Regions from separate parts of the Homo sapiens genome. Here region 2 is linked to region 1. Evidence: read pairs that join two places in POLR2A ChIA-PET (ENCODE). Cell type or tissue: A673. All regions are shown on one strand. Links, peaks and the distances in the headings refer to the core of each region. The heading gives the core; the rest is flanking DNA. Region 1 holds the start of ORAI3 (ORAI calcium release-activated calcium modulator 3). Region 2 overlaps LOC124903677 (a long non-coding RNA gene).

Region 1 (2,899 bases), core at 209-2,708:
TCCCCCCTCCCCAGGCTTCAGTTCCTTCCCCCTGACCCTGACTCCTTGAACGTCACTGAAAACGGCAGCTATTGCAAGGAGTGGGGGCCGCGGGCAGCCGCTCTTCAGCTCGCGGCCCAGGGGAGTGGCGAGGGGCGCCCCAACCCCCTGCCCGCCTCTCCGCACAATACTTGAACATTCATCTGTACTGAAGTGTTACTTGAACCGGGGGAATCTCGGACCTGGGGGAGCCGGGGTGTGAGGGGACTGGACCAGCTTGGACTGAGACCTGAGACCGGGCCGGTGGGCGCCCATTTGGGACTGCGCCACCCCCAGGCTTGTTCTTGTTTTACTGTATTGAGCGGCGGCACCCGCCGGACCCGCATTATGGCTGGGGGCGCCAGCCCAAGAATGGGGACCATGGGACTCCTCCAGCCTGGCTCTTCCCACTCTTTCATCGTCATGGAAACTTGTATCCCATTTGCCCAGGGAACTGCCACTCCTGGTTGCCATGGAAATAGCAGCCAACGGACACCTCCCGATGCCAGTGCTAAGGCTGGAAATGGCCCCCTCTTAGTTGCCATGGGAACCTAGTAACAGACTCTGCTGGCCCTCCTTCCCTGCCCCTTCCTCGAGCGCGGGGTGGGGCTTCGGGACCCCGGGGATGAGCCGGGCCAGGTCCCGCCCCTCCGCGCAGGCCTCCGGGGGGCCGGGGCTTACCATGTAGGGGAGGGGAGATCTATCCACATACCTCAGGTAACAGGGAGGTGCGCGGGTGGGGGGAGGGCTGGGCGGACCAAAGGCCGGAGGGGTGGGGCCTGGGGATAGCGAGAGGCTTGAGAATGGGGCCGCTTGGGGGAGGGAAGAGGCAGCCCGGCGAGGGGCAAGCGGGGGACCCAGCCGGGCTGGGCCCCTGGGCCCCGGGTCTGTACAATACGGTTTGCTATAAAACTCAAAATCTTCCAGCCGGGGCTGCGGAGTTCGTGTGTGTATCTGCGGGGTCCCTACCTACAGATGAGTGGGCTCACCTCTCCTGGACTCATTTTGGGAGGGATTTGGAAGTGTGGACACCTGGGGTGTCCAGCTGTACCTTGGAGGGGGCTGGGGTTGGCGTGCACCTCGGTGGGGTCCGGGCGCTTGGATAACGTTCTTGGTGGGTAGGGGTCGCGGGGAATCTCTGCGGGCCCGGGACTGCGGGGACTTGGTCCCCGGCTCCACCCCATCATGTGGCTAGCCCCGGCTCCGCCTCTGTCCCAGTTCCTGTTTTGGCCTCCGCTGTCCCGCTCCGGCTCCTGGGGCTCCCCGCAGACGCTGCTTTTCTTGCTCCACTGGGGGTGCCTCTTCCTGGGCGCCCGCCGCCTGCATCCTGCTCGTCCTGTCTGGGAATGGGGCCGCCCCCGGGCTTGGGCCGGCCCGGCTGGGGCCCCCGAGGCGCTTCCGCCCCGTAGTGACCGCCTGGTGCCGCCCCCCCCCCAGGATGAAGGGCGGCGAGGGGGACGCGGGCGAGCAGGCCCCGCTGAACCCTGAGGGCGAGAGCCCTGCAGGCTCGGCCACGTACCGGGAGTTCGTGCACCGCGGCTACCTGGACCTCATGGGGGCCAGTCAGCACTCGCTGCGGGCGCTCAGCTGGCGCCGCCTCTACCTCAGCCGGGCCAAGCTCAAAGCTTCCAGCCGCACGTCTGCCTTGCTCTCGGGCTTCGCCATGGTGAGGGGCCGGGAGGGGTCACACCCGGTGGGGCAGAGCAAGTGGGGGGCACAGGTCGGGGGGGGGGCGAAGTAAACAGGTCCCAAGGGAGACAGGTTAAAGGGGGCTTTCGTCAAAGGGGGAAGGAACAAGGTCCCGCGGGACTGAGCAAGTCCCTTCTTACGGATGTGTGTGTACAGGGGACCCCAGGAGACGGGGCCACCGGAGGACACGAAAGTCCTAAAGGTGTCGTAGTGGGAGTGGGGTGAACAAATCGCTGGTGGGGTTGACTGCAACAGTGAGGCAGAGTGGTCCAGATGGAGCCTGTACCTGGCAGAAGTGGTTCCTAAGTCCCAGTGCCAGCTTCAAAGGCAGGTCAGCTGGGTGGGGGCTGCATCAACAGGTGGGGGGCTCGAGATGGATTAGCTGGGTGGAAGGGTCACCCAGCTGAAGGTGGGCCCGTCCCAGGGAAGGTGGCCACTCTCCAGCGGGCCCAAGGGGTGCTAGTGTCAACCAGGAAAACTGACAAGAGATCATGCCCGGGAGGGAACCGCTGGGGAAGGAGGCTGATGAGGAAACTGATAAGCGAGTCTCAAGCTGATAAACCCCAGGTGCAGGAGGACGGTGTTGGCTAACGGTCTGCCCCAGCAGTGGCCTCACAGGAAGTGGGATGGAGGGAGGTCCCAGGGTGAGGATCAGCAGACACAGTCCTGGCTCCTCCCTGCTTGTGGCCAGCTGTGTGACCCTGGACAGGCCTCCACCCCGCTTGCAAGCCAGTGGGAAACTGAGATCATGGAGGGTGCGCCCTCTGTAGCCAGCCAAGTAACCGCCCCAGGGTGAGCCAGGCATGTCAGAGCAGGTCACGTACCAAGGATGGCTCAGACTAGCCTGCTAATTGGACAGGTGTGGAAAGTAAAAGCCTTGCCTCTGGGCAGGAGCGAATGAACTGGGACCCAGGGTTGCTGCTCTGTTAGTCTGGGGTTGCCCCACCATCACCCCAGGAAAAAGGAGAAAGTGAGCTGCAGGAGGTACTTTGGGGAACGCACTCCTGTGGGGGTGGATATCAGAGGCGGTTGGGGTGGGGACCATGGCGCTAGGGGATCTGGGCTAGTCCCTGCCCTGTCTGTGCCACAACCTCCATATTTGAACAATGACAGGGAAACTCTCTAACCCTAAGGGTCATCATAAGCCTATGGTCTTCTATGTGGGGTCCCAGAATCCACAGACCAGCTTACC
Region 2 (2,899 bases), core at 115-2,614, 410 kb before region 1:
GGGCCTCGTTGTGGGAGAAGTGGGTGCTATACCAGCTGCGGGCAAAGGGTCACTCCCCGGAGTACCTGAGGCCTGGCTGAAGGTACTGGCGAAGTGTGGCTGCACTGGGGACAGGAATGAGGTGCTGAGTGAGTGCCAGATGTTGAGGCCGGGCAGAGACTGCAGATTTGGGGAAGGTCTGGCTACAGGGAGCCTTGGCCAAAGGCTCAGAGACCAGGTCAGTGTTTCTGACACCAAGGGCTTATGACAGCTCCCAAATAGACTCCTGCTGGTCCCTTCCAAATGTGTCATTTTTCTGAGTGGCCATTGGGAAACTGCTGATTCATAACTTACCTCTGGCCCTGTCAACTCCTCAAGGCCTACTCATATTCAGGTGACAGAATCAACCTTCACAACAGCAGCATTCAGATGGGTACCCCTGGGAGCCACCCTCATCCCCCACCCCCAGACAGTGCTGGCCAACTGAGGAGCTCACCAGGCAGTGACATTCCCACACACCTCAAGGCCAACCAGAGGAGCCACCATCAACTACACAGGCAGCTGTTCCAGGGCCTGGGGGCCTGGAGACAGAAAGGTGAACTTTCTTCATCCTAAATTTGAATTCACACACTGCCACTGAATGGGCCGATTCATAGCACAGCCTGACTGTAGTCCCATGGGATGTCACCAGTCAAATTAAGTGCTGGGCGCGGTGCCTCACGCCTGTAATCCCAGCACTTTGGGAGGCCAAGGAGGGCAGATCACCTGAGATCAGGAGTTCAAGAGCAGCCTGACCAACATGGTGAAACCCCATCTCTACAAAAAATACAAAAATTAGCTGGGTGTGGTGGCACATGCCTGCAATCCCAGCTACTCCAGAGGCTGAGGAAGGAGAATGGTGCGAACCCGGAAGGCGGAGGTTGCAGTGAGCCGAGATCACACCACTGCACCCGAGCCTTGGTGACAGAGTGAGACTCTATCTTTAAAAAAAAAAAAAGGCCGGGCACAGTGGCTCACACCTGTAATCTCAGCACTTTGGGAGGCTGAGGCGGGCCGATCAACTGAGGTCGGGAGTTTGAGACCAGCCTGACCAACATGGAGAAACCCCATCTCTACTAAAAATACAAAATTAGCCAGTCGTGGTGGCGCATGCCTGTAATCCCAGCTACTCAGGAGGCTGAGGCAGGAGAATCACTTGAACCCGGGAGGCAGAGGTTGCGGTGAGCCAAGATCGCACCATTGCACTCTAGCCTCGGCAACAAGAGCAAAACGCCATCTCAAAAAAAAAAAAAAGAAAGAAAGAAAGAAAAGAAGCCCAGTCTCGGTCAGGTGTGGTGCCTCACACCTGTAACCCCAGCACTTTGTGAGCCTGACGGGGGCAGATCACTTGAGGTCAGGAGTTCATTACCAGCCTGGCCAACATGGTGAAACCCCGTCTCTACTAAAAAACAATTAAAAATTAGCCGGGTGTGGTGGCAGGTGCCTGTAATCCCAGCTACTCAGGAGGCTGAGGCAGGAGACTCACTTGAACCTGGGAGGTGGAGGCTGCAGTGAGCAGAGATCACACCACTGCCCTCTAGCCTGGGCAACAGAGCAAGACTCCGTCTCAAAAAAAAAATTGTAGCAGGACGAGCCGCAGACAAGAACCCCTCAGACACCAAGTTGTGAAAGGCAAGGGCTTTATTCAGCTGGGAGCATCGGCGGATTCATGTCTCCAAAAACCGAGCTCCCCGAGTGAGCAATTCCTGTCCTTTTTAAGGGCTCACATCTCTGAGGGGGTAATGATTGATTGAACAAACAGTGGGTACGTGACTGGGGGCTGCATGCACAGGTAATCAGAACGGAACAGAACAGGACTGGGATTTTCACAATGCTTTTCTATACAATGTCTGGCAATCTATAGATAACACAAGCAGTTAGGTCAGGGGTTGATTTTTAACCAGGGTGCAGTGCTGGGCTATCTGCCTGTGGATTCCATTTCTGCCTTTTAGTTTTTACTTCTTCTTTCTTTGGAGGCAGAAATTGGGCATAAGACAATATGAGGGGTGGTCTCCTCCCTTAAAGTGAGAAAGAGAAGGTCAAGATGCCAGGCTCCAGGGAATGTCATAAATTCAGGTCAGCAAAAATGAGTCACACCAGGAGTAAGGAACATATAAATAGCATTCCTTCCTCAACAAAATATCCTCTTCCAGCTGGGACGGAGACGTCATCCCCTCTTCTCCCCTTTCTGCCTTTCTCTTAGGCTTCCTCCTTCCTGGGGATCCTGGGCATTTTGACTCACAGCTGGGCCTCCTCCTACTCCCAGGAGATGAGGGTGTAAGGTCAGCTGAGAGAAAGGAAAAATAGACCTAAAGTTAGGCAGGCAACTTTTTATTAATCTGCCAGCTGCTCCCCTAATAGAGAGGAAGCAGCCCCAAGCTTACAGAATGAGGGGTTTATATTGGGGAGGGGAGTTTGAGGGAGTTCTTTGGTATGGCCGCATCTCGGGGTTGTTTGCTGGTTAATTTTTCTACATATTACCTTGTGACGTTTATTACAGGAGGGTGTAGGTAAAGTTTGTTTATGTTTCCCACAACCTCCCCCTGTGCGGTGTGGATGATTTGTACCTGGGGTTTGCTTATTGCAGCAAGGTCTGATAAGTGAAGTCTGCTGGCTTCACCGCGGCACCTAGATAAGGGCTTAGAAATGTAAAGAGGCTTGGGGGAAGGGTGGGCAGCACCAAGAAGCTTTCTTGGGCAGTTTGTCCCTAACATTCCAGCCCTTTAATAGGTAATAGAAGAGGGGTGCCATTGTCTGGCTGCTTCTTGCTGGGAAGGGGCGACGGTTGTGGGGGAAGGCTGGACAGTAGGGACTACAGTTTTTGGAGCCATTGGTATTCCTGGAGCAGCATTATATCTTGTATTGTCGCATAGGTGAAGGC

What was found. Peaks named below come from ENCODE experiments on the same cell type or tissue, not always from the same donor. Only the 100,000 strongest peaks of a DNase experiment are listed, where the experiment ranks them.
Region 2: POLR2A ChIA-PET joins it to region 1 with 12 read pairs; 3 of 35 experiments call an interaction of 5 or more read pairs at or near these places.

What each region holds. Positions count from the first base shown.
Region 1 is chr16:30,947,834-30,950,732 of GRCh38, forward strand. It overlaps FBXL19 (F-box and leucine rich repeat protein 19), which reads left to right. Exons shown (of 11, transcript NM_001382779.1): 11 at 1-950. ORAI3 (ORAI calcium release-activated calcium modulator 3) reads left to right here and starts at 1,235. Exons shown (of 2, transcript NM_152288.3): 1 at 1,235-1,684. The coding sequence starts at 1,457. RefSeq lists silencers at 661-910, 1,281-1,540, 1,581-1,630 and enhancers at 1,554-2,072, 2,361-2,590, 2,591-2,899. In A673, for the core only: no CTCF peak of the experiment used is centred there; DNase peaks (open chromatin) are centred at 528 and 1,238; H3K4me3 peaks cover 1,738 bases; H3K27ac peaks cover 991 bases.
Region 2 is chr16:30,539,471-30,542,369 of GRCh38, forward strand. It overlaps LOC124903677 (a long non-coding RNA gene), which reads right to left. Exons shown (of 2, transcript XR_007065050.1): 2 at 1,642-2,305. Among named protein-coding and RNA genes, the nearest start is that of ZNF747-DT, 5.9 kb to the left of the region's middle. RefSeq lists an enhancer at 1,430-2,075 and a silencer at 2,038-2,332. In A673, for the core only: no CTCF peak of the experiment used is centred there; no DNase peak of the experiment used is centred there.